2 separate regions of the Mus musculus genome follow, and region 1 is linked to region 2. A link is a loop called in an ENCODE intact Hi-C map of the cell type or tissue named here. Cell type or tissue: gastrocnemius. All regions are shown on one strand. Each heading gives the region's core, and the rest is flanking DNA. Links, peaks and the distances in the headings are about the cores only.

What was found. Peaks named below come from ENCODE experiments on the same cell type or tissue, not always from the same donor. Only the 100,000 strongest peaks of a DNase experiment are listed, where the experiment ranks them.
Region 1: it touches region 2 in a loop (3-fold over the local background); 28 of 42 quality-filtered maps call a loop at or near these places.

What each region holds. Positions count from the first base shown.
Region 1 is chr2:35,542,359-35,547,301 of GRCm38, reverse strand. No RefSeq gene overlaps it. Among named protein-coding and RNA genes, the nearest start is that of Gm13446, 14 kb to the left of the region's middle. In gastrocnemius, for the core only: a CTCF peak has its summit at 2,500 (motif pointing left); DNase peaks (open chromatin) are centred at 1,855, 2,007 and 2,449; H3K4me3 peaks cover 398 bases; H3K27ac peaks cover 625 bases.
Region 2 is chr2:35,647,912-35,652,854 of GRCm38, reverse strand. All of the region lies in intron 2 of Dab2ip (disabled 2 interacting protein), which reads right to left. Among named protein-coding and RNA genes, the nearest start is that of Dab2ip, 28 kb to the right of the region's middle. In gastrocnemius, for the core only: CTCF peaks have their summits at 1,199 and 2,958 (motif pointing left); DNase peaks (open chromatin) are centred at 1,198 and 2,950; H3K27ac peaks cover 2,263 bases.

The DNA.
Region 1 (4,943 bases), core at 328-4,327, 110 kb after region 2:
AAATCCCTGCCCTCCCAGACTTAGAGTCTGGGCGAGGAGACAGATAATGAACACATAGACAAGGGCAGTGTGTCAGAGGCGATGAGTGAGCCAGGGAGGAGATGGAAAGTGCTGGGGAGTGGCTTTGTAGCTAAATTAATCTGGGGAGACCTCACTGAACAATGATCTAAAAGAAGAGGTGAGGGAAGGTGGAGGGGAAAGAAACAGGATCTTTGCAGACATGGGGACATGGTCAGAAGCCAAGGGGAGGCCCACTCAAGACCCTAAGGTTGTCTACGGAACAGTAGAGACCAGGCCAGCTCCTGAGCATCTAGCAGTCCAAGAGGGACCCAGTATATTCTAGGTAGGGAGATGGCCCAGGGGAGGCCTAGAACAGAATGAGGATCAGGGTCCCACTCACAGGTGGCTTCCCCATTGAGAACAGGCCTCAGAGGGGCAGAGTGGATGTCAGGAGGATGGGAGAAGGGAATTGAACTTGACCCAACAAGAGATCTAGAACCAGGTAGTCCCCATGGGGATGTGAGAAGTTGCGGGACTCTGACATGTTCTGCAGATAGCCACGGGCTTTCCTGATGGGTTGGCTGTGGGATGGTAAGAGGAAGGGAAATGGACACCAAGGTTCCTGTTTCCCAGGGCAAAGGATGTGGTCGACGGTGAGGAGCAGAAGAGTGGCTGAGCTTCAGGCTAGCTTTGTACTCTGACAGTTGGGCTACAGTAGAGAGGCTGGTAGCTGGTGTAAGGCTGAGCCTAGGGTTGGGGGCAGGTTCTCGCCCTTCAGGGACGGGTGGGATTGAGATACAGGTGCCTAGAGGAAGTGCCAGGAGACAGAAGGAGGAAAGTCTAAGGGTGAAAGTCTGGCCTTAGAAGATGGGAATGAGAAAAAACTGCCCAAGAAGGGGAGTAAGCCAGCATGTGGCAGGAGATGGCTCAGGAGCAGGGGACCCCCAAAGCTGGGGGATTCAATAAGGATAGTGCACTTGGGGCTAGGGGGTGGCAAGAGGCCATAGAACAAGGACTAAATGCCATCTTCAATCAAAAGGCAGGGCATGAGCAAGGGCCACATAGTGTCAACAGGACAAAGACAAAGAGGTTCAGCTGATTGCAGGAATCCCAAGGAGTGACACCAAGTCAGAGAGGGCTTCCTGGAAGAAAGGTGGTATAAACAGAAACTGACGGAGTTTACACTCATCCCCTAGGAACAGAGGGGGTTGCCCAGGCTGGGGGAGCAAAATGAACTCGGGACAGGAAGAATGGCTGCAGCATGTCATTTGAGGAACTGACAAGGAGCAACAGGGAATGAATTACCTCACAGGATCCTAGGAGTCACCAAGCCCTTGATGGCAGGTGGGTGATGGAGTCCACCCTGAGATAGATAGACCGTGGAGACGCAGGTGGGGAAAAGATACAAAGTCGGGTGACAGAATGCAGGGACATTTTCTGGAAGCTATCACCAGTGAGTCAGGAGGACATGCGGGGTCTGGAGGACAGTAGCGTGTGACAAAAAGAGACCAGGCTGATGGGGACCTATCTCATGTGGTTGACTTCAATCTGGTCCAGCTAGAGCTGTGTGCCAGGGGCCCTGGCAGTACCTTTATCATGTCTTCTCGTTTCCCTAAAGGACCCCTCCCCCCACCGGCCTACCCCCCCCCAGTCCTCCAGCTCCCACCCCCAGCCCCCCCAGTCTCCCCCCACCCCCGCGCCCCCCATTCCAACCACAGCCGCCAGTGACTGCTCTCCAGCCTTCTTACACAGTGCAGGGACATGTGAGTGCCTGCTGGGTGCCCCAGGTCCTGGCACAGGAGAGAGGAGATGATCCAGGCAGACAGGCTCTGGGTTCCCATGGGGCCCTGCCCTACATATGGCCCGAATCAAGTGTAGTGTTGGGAAGGGAAGGAGCTGGAGAGAATTCTAGAAGGACGCAGTATTTATGCTACAGGAAGTGAAAGAGCGTTTGCAAGAATGGAAACAATGAGGACAGTGACAGGCAGAAGGGAAGAAAGGGGTCCGAGGGGGTGGAGCATGGGCTGATTGCCAGAAGCGCATTGGAACTTGACTGAGGGTGGTAGGGAGCTGTGGAAGGCCCTGAGCAGACACCACTCGCTCAGAGACTGAGGTCAGTGCAGAGAGCCATGACCAACCACCTCACCACAGACCCCCTTCTCTTACAGCTAACTCCCGTGACAGGTGAGACGGGCCACGACAAATCGGGCTCCTGCTGGACTTTAAACTCTATACCTCTAGAGCAGATCCTGAAGGCCATACAGGCTTGACCAGGGTATCCAGGCTGGTCATGGGGAGATGTGAAGCCATTCGACTCACAGCAGCGGGAGCTACCCACGGGGACGGCTGACTTACTGAGTCTGTACTCCAGATACCACCTATTGAGGTTGCCGGCAGAATGCTGAGGAAATAAATCTGTTCACTAAGACATCCCACCCCTTCCCTGCCAAGGTCCGGGGCTGGAAGCAGCCGGCAGACTAGCAGCGCCACCGTGTGGCAGATGTGGGCCAGCACAACAAGGCGGTTCCACTGGGAGCCAGGAATAACGTTTGTTTGTTTGTTTGTTTGTTTGTTTGTTTGTTTGTTTGGATGGCTGTCCCAACCAGGAACATGCTCTAAGCCCTGGGCTCCATTCTCAGCCCTCTTTTCACTTTCCTTTTCCTTTTTATTGAAAAAAAATTTGAGACAAAGTTTCCTTAATTTGCCTAGGCTAGATTTGAACTCACTCTGTAGCAAGGCCAGCCTTGAACTCAAAATCCCCCTGTTTCAGCCTTTGGAGTAGCTGGGGTTTCAGGCCTGTGCCACCAGGCCTAGCTAAGGACACTTGATTATATACAGCCTTTCATGATGTATTTTCAATTTACTTCTACAACAACATCATTGGTCTGTTGGAGATTGCCAATTACTAGGTAATACATATCTAATGAAAATGTGTAAATGACATGGATTCTATATGTGACAAAAATAGACAGGTTTTTTTTTCAGAATTATCACCTCTTATCCTGCCAAGTTAAACATGGATTGCACTTTGTCAAGTAAGCTTCAGCACTTTTTCTACAGAATGTGGGGTGTGTGTGTGTGTGTGTGTGTGTGTGTGAGAGAGAGAGATGTGGTATGTGCATGTGTATAGTGTGTGTGTATGTGTGCACATGGTATAATGTGGTATGTGTGTGTGTGGTTGGTGTGGTATGTGTTTGTGTGGGGGGGTGTACGATGTGGTACATGTGTATGTGTGCTTGTTATGATGTGGTGTGTATGTGTGTGTGCGTGTGGTACGATGTGGTACTCATGTGTGTGTGTGTTTGTTATGATGTGGTGTGTGTGTGTGTGTGTGTGTGTGTGTGTGTGTGATATGACATAGTATGCATGCATGTGTGTGAGGTGTGATGTGGTGTGTGCATGTGTATAGTGTGTGTAGTGTGTGTGCACATGGTATAATGTGGTATGTGTGTGTGTGGTATGATGTGGTGTGTTGTGTGTGTGTGTGTGTGTGTGTGGTACGATGTGGTACTCATGTGTGTGTGTGTGTGTGGTATGATTGATGTAGTATGCATGTGTGTGTGTGGTATGATGTAGTATGCATGTGTGTGTGTATATATATACACAAATAAGACCATATCATGCATGACTTATATTCTGAATTTTGTTTTTCTCTTTGCTAACAGTGGAGCAGAAACTAAAAAATATTTTACATATGTAGACATGTGTGAATCATGTTGAATAGAATGTTGTGTGCTTACTGTCTAATTAACGTAAATTTAAAAAATGTATGTGTGGGTCAGGCAGTGCCATACACCTTTAATCCCAGCACTTTAATCCTCTGTCTCTGTGAGACAGAGGCAGGCAGATCTCTGAGTTTGAGGCTATCCTGGTCTTCAGAGTGGCAAGACAAAAATCCTGTCTCAGAAAAAAAAAAAAAAAAAGTATGTGTTTGGGTGTGTGGTATGCAGGCAGGTGTGTGTGTGTGTGTGTGTGTGTGTGTGTGTGTGTGTGTGTGTTCCCATATGTGGGAGTGTTTATCTATAGGTGCACATTTGGAGATCTAAGGCTGACATAGGGAATCTTCCTTCTCATTCACTGAGGCAGTATCTCTCAGATGAACCCACAGCTTGGCCATATGGTAGTTCGTTTAGGCAGCTTGACCCAGCAGTCCCCTGTATCCACCCTTGGAGCCCTAGGATCACAGGCAGCCCACCAGGCCCACCTGGCTCTGAGGGCTTGAGCAGCACCCTCACACTAACAAGCAGGGGCTTTATCCACTGAGCCCCCTTTACATCCAACAACTGAAGTGACTTTTTAAAAAGCGATTTATTTATTTATTTTATATATGCGAGTACACTGTTGTTCTCTTCAGACACACCAGAAGAGGGCATCAGATCTCTTTACAGATGGTTGTGAGCCACCATGTAGTTTCTGGGAAATTGAACTCCAGACCTCTGGAAGAGCAGCCAGTGCTCTTAACCACTGAGCCACCTCTCCAGTCCCAGTAGAAGAGATTTTTATTAGCATTTAAAAAAAATTATCTTTGATGTTTCCTTATGCTTCATATTTAAAAAGTCAAAATGTATTCTACACACACATACACATCCTCTTAAAACTTCATTCCGGGTGGGTTTGGTATTTATATTGATCATATCACTGTGTTATTAATTGTTAGTGTCCCTTTCTATAAGTGGCAATCCTAAAGCCAGCGCAGCACAGCGCACCTTGACTCGTTCAAGTCTAACACTAATGAATGTCGTCACCCTCACCACTGATGCAGGTATGAGGGACCTCGGGCCATTTAAAACCCTATTTACCCCACCTGATTCATGTTCTGGTGTCATCTGGAACCATCTGGTATTTGAGTTCTTTCTATATATCACTCTCCACATGGCATTGTTATTATTATTGTTTTGTACAGACAAATTTGTTTAAATTAAGCAGATATTTTCCTCACTGAC
Region 2 (4,943 bases), core at 621-4,620:
ATGACAGGAGCTGACCCAGCACACGCAATTCAGGAAGCTTCCACCAGGTCTTTTGCTAAAGCTTTTCACGACTCCTTTGATCCTCATAACCCACTATGCAGATGGGGCATTAGAGGCTCAGAAAGGGAAAATTTTGCATAGGGTCACACAGCCAAGAAGAAGCAGTGTTGAGTTCAGCCTGTGTACACACTCCACAACGCAACCATGAGGCCCTGAACCTTAGCCATTCTGTGACTTGGTTTCCTCATTCCTGCAATGAAAGCTGTTCTAGAAGCTAGCAAACCTCTAAACCCTCTATTTCTTGGGCACACTCCCCCACCATACCAGTGGAAATTCATTTGCTGTGATAACAAATGAAAGAGACCTTTTGAGAGCAGTGGCTAACCCAAAGATGGTCAGATAATCCTAGCCTCCCAGACACGCAACAGTCTGGGCTAGCCCTGGAGCAAGGCCGGGAGAAGTGCTAACCAATGGGGAACATCCCAGGGGATCTCTGACTTGAGCGGCAAGAAAGCCAAACTGCAAGGGCAGCAGCACCCGGAGTCCCAGGGGCAGCAGGCAGCGTGGCTACATGCCTTTCCACTAGGAAAACAGACGCACTTGGAGATGGCACCACGGGCAATTGTCCTCCCACAATCTGGCAGTTGCAGGTTGCCCTGGGAGTCGTGGCCTCAGAAGGATCAGAGGCAGAAACAAAGTCTGGGCAAGAGCTGATGTTCTTCTGGGGCTCCTAGGAGCTGGTGGGCCAGCTAGACCTTCATCTCAGAGTTGGTAGTCACAGTGGCCACAGACGTAGATTTGAAGAGGTAGCTGCTCCCCACTTCATCCCCATCTAATTAATTTGCTCCCTGTTGCCCCCCTCAACTCCCCTTCACTCCACCAGCCCCTAGCAGGTGCCCGCAGCAGGAGCTGAGGATTCCAAGGAATCAGATGCCAGTCCTGCCCTTGAGAAGGTCATGATCAGCTGGTGGAAGGGAGGCACGTAGTGAATCGTTAGTGACAGAGCGGAAGAGAGGAAGGACATGAGGACACATCCTGGAGCTGGGAAGAGAATGTCTGCCCAGGAAGACCAAAGCAAGGGATGGAAAGGTGGCAAAAAGATCAACCAGTCCGAAGTCAGAGGCTGAGGCAGTCCTTCCAGGCCCTGGATGCCCGGATGCCAGGCTGGAGAGAGAAATGGAGCCACCTGCTCCCACTAGAGGCCATCTGAGGCACTAGGGCGGGGGAGGGGTGTGGCTTCTCTAAGATGTTCTCTAAGCAATCCACAGGCAGTTATTCATCGAGACGTTAGACTTGTGTACGAAACAGATGTCAGTATCTGCCACCTCCACAGAAGGCCTCCTGGCTTCAGAAACAATCCCTGCCCAAGAACTCACATGTAATTACATCTGTAATCCAACCCCAGTGCCATGTGATCACTTTGTATTCACAGCAGGAAAATGTGAGGGAATGAGGGGTGGAGGGTGATGTGGTTCAGTGGTACAGTGCTTGCCCAGCCTACACACAGTCTTAAGCTTGATTCCCAGCACGGTATAAGCCAGGCATGATGGTGTATGCCTGTCCTCTTAGCACTTAAGAGGGGAGGCAGAAGACCAGGAGCCCAAGGTCTGGTCAGTGAACCTAGACACCAGTGAACTCTAGGCTAATAGTGAGAGAGCCTGTGTCTCAGGGAGAGGAAGTGAGGGGAGAGAGGGAGAGAGAGGGAGAGAAGCTGAGAAGGGACCTCAAAGTCAACACACATGTGCACACAAACAAACACTAATGGATACACACATGTGCACACACACAAACAAACACTAATGGATACACACATGTGCACACACACAAACACTAATGGATACACACATGTGCACACAGACAAATACTAACATATACACACTTGTGCACACACACAAACACTAATGGATACACACATGTGCACACACACACAAACACATACACACAGAGAGCAAGAAAGTGGAAACAGGAAGGCGGCATCTGAACCTTACCTCTGTCCAGGCTCCTGATCCAGGAAGGGGATAGGGCCTGCAGGACCACAGGTTGGGTACAAAGAAATAACCTCTCAGGCACTGTGTTGAGCAAGGGAAAGCGGGAGAGGGGAGCATGGATTCCGATGTCAGCTCTGGCCCTTACTGTGTGACCCAGCACAGTGTGCCCCCTCTCTGAGTCTATCATTCCTCATCCATAAGGAGGGGACTAAAAAATGATACTGGCTAGCACAGACTGGCCACAGGCAAGCCATTAAGGTCCATGACTCCTTCCACATCCAAGTGCTGGAGGAAGGAGCTTCAGCGGGCCCTTCCACTCTGCTCAATGTAGTCATCTTAGAAAGCAAAGTGTGTGTGGCCTGGAACTGTAAGGAGGAAATGAACACCACTGCAGTCTGCCTCATGGACCTGCCAAGAACAGGTTTATGATCCTCTACCATGTCACCACAGTCAGTATAGTCAGCCATGCTGAGCTTGGAACCCCGTGCAGAGAACCTGACCCACCATCTGCCTCACCTGGAATGCCCCCCTATTCCCTCCCAAAGTGGTGGAGAAGCTAACAAGGGGCCCAAGGAACCTCTAGGCAATTCAGTATGGCAGGGTCTAACCATTTAGTAGGCCCAGCCTGGTGACTTCAGGGCCCTAACCCTACTTGTCAGCTCACACACTAGCCTTTCACCCTGAGCCTCTCCTGATACAAGCCTGCTGTGGCCCCAAACCTTGGTCCTCCAATGACCCCAAGGGCCACAGTAGAGATCCAGCTCTCTGAAGAAATCGGGCCAAGCCAGCTCAGCCAGCCCCAACTGTCATTGGTCAACCGGATGTTCCCTGACCAGTGTTACTGTCACCACAGATCATCCTGCAGCCTCCATAACTCAATGGCTCCCTGTGGTCAGGGGTACAAACTAAGACCTCAGCTCTCACTAAGAGCCACCCAGATGTCCACTCGCTGCCCTCTGCTGCCTCCCGCTGGTGAGAAAACAGCCTGCAGACAGGCCAGCTCTACCCATGCTACTGTCCCCTTAGAACACTAGCTCTGGTTTCCTAAGCCTCTCACTCTCTCATCTCTCTCCAACTCCTAGTCCCAGCTGCACCTCAGAGCTCTATCAGGGATGCTGTTGCTTTGGGGCAGTAAGGGACAGTGTGAAGGGGGAGAAATAGGCCCCGCTACCTGGGGTTCTGGGCAAAGTATGGGAAGGGTGGACCCTGAAACACAAGCAGCAGGGTTAGACACCGGCTAACCGCCTACCTGCAGGCTTTGAAGCCCTCACAGCTGCCCTGTTTGGAGATGAAGAAAGAGGTCTGGAGACAGGTGACTTACCCACAGAGGGGAGCAGTGGCCCTCCCAGGTGCTCTGTGGGGAGACGTCAGCACTGTCTCCCTGGAGCACAGGTCGAGAGGAAAAGCCTCACACCATTCCACCTCCCCTTCACTGAACCCAGAATGCCACCCTGAATGAGAACGCCTGTAAGGAGCCTGTGACACAGCCCAAGAAGCAGTCTTCACACCCTCACGGTCATAAGGGAGGCCCCGGCAGAGACCAAGGGACACTCTGGAAGGTTCTAGAGCTGCAAAGAAGGTGTGCAGAGCTGTGTTTGTTCCCTTTCTTTCCTCTCCATGTCCCTATCCAAGCTGCCCAGGCTGGGCTAGTGCTTCCTGTAACTGACCAAGCAGGCTCCCACAAGGGCATGTAAGCTCAGGGGATCAAGGCTTAGGTGAGAAGAGCAGTTGGCTTGATCCTTTAACCCATCCTGAATGGCACCCTGACTCCCCGAATAAGCACAAATCCTGTTCATTCAGCCAGGAGATTGTTGCTGCCCCCTAGACCTGCACATCCTGAACAACTCCTGCATCTGGTGGTCTGACCAAAACCTACCTAAAACAGTCCCTCTCTAGAAAAGGGCCTCCTTCTGCAGAAGGCACACATGGCCAGATTGGTAGATCCTTCGGCCACCTCATCCACCTTCTACTCGCCTGTTCACACATAGGGAGACTACGGTAGGGAGAGGACAGAACAGCTGAAAACCTCAAGTGGGTACAAAGTACAAAGGCTTCTGTGCTCCCACTAACGCCCCTCACATTTCTTCTCCCTCAGCTTTTCCTTCCTGCTTCCAGCACGTCACTCGGGACCATTGGTCTGTTCCTGTTTGGGTCTATCTTCCTCTAACTATTGTCTCTTTTGTTGAGAAACTCCTGCATGTCCCTTAAAACCCAGTCATAAAGGTCCCCACTGTAAGAATTCTCTCATCTTCTTTTAGCCAGAGAGCCTTCATTCTGGGTTCCCACAGCACCCCAGGCACCGTCCCTGAATCAGAAACACAGTTTGTGCACAGCCCAACACTAGTGAAAGTGAACCAAGAAGACCTGCTTCTAGAAGCATCCACGCTCAACACAATGCCACGTTTATCTGCAGCTTCTGCAGTTCCCCCACCCCCAGCCTTCCTCTCTGACACTTCTCCATCTCACAAAATATAGCCCTGAGACCTAATTTCAGCCGAACCTTCAAAGTCTCCACTTTCAACTTCCCAAGGAGGGATCAACTGGCTTCCATGTTTCATTTCCCAGACCCTCTGCCACCTCCCACCCCAACCCTGCTAGACTGCTCAAGGTCAATGCCTAGGTGGACAGAGGAAGGAGGAAGGACTGAGCCCACACCTAGAGATGGAAAAGGCCAATGGGCCATCCAGGGTACCACAGCTATCAGCATTTCCTTGTCTCCGGTCAGCCTGATTCTTGGGAACACACTAGGAGACTGTGGCCCAGGAGGGCTTGGCTTGGGTTGACCCTACACCTGTAAACCCCACCACCTACATGGCCTTTCATCTTTGTCTTCCCCCTTCCCAGTACAGAGAAGGCAGACCTGGGTGGGAATCCCAAACACCTCCCAGAGAGAAACAGGCCACTGTGGTCACCTACTCTCAGCCCCTTCCCTATGGGATCTTTATCCCAGGTCCC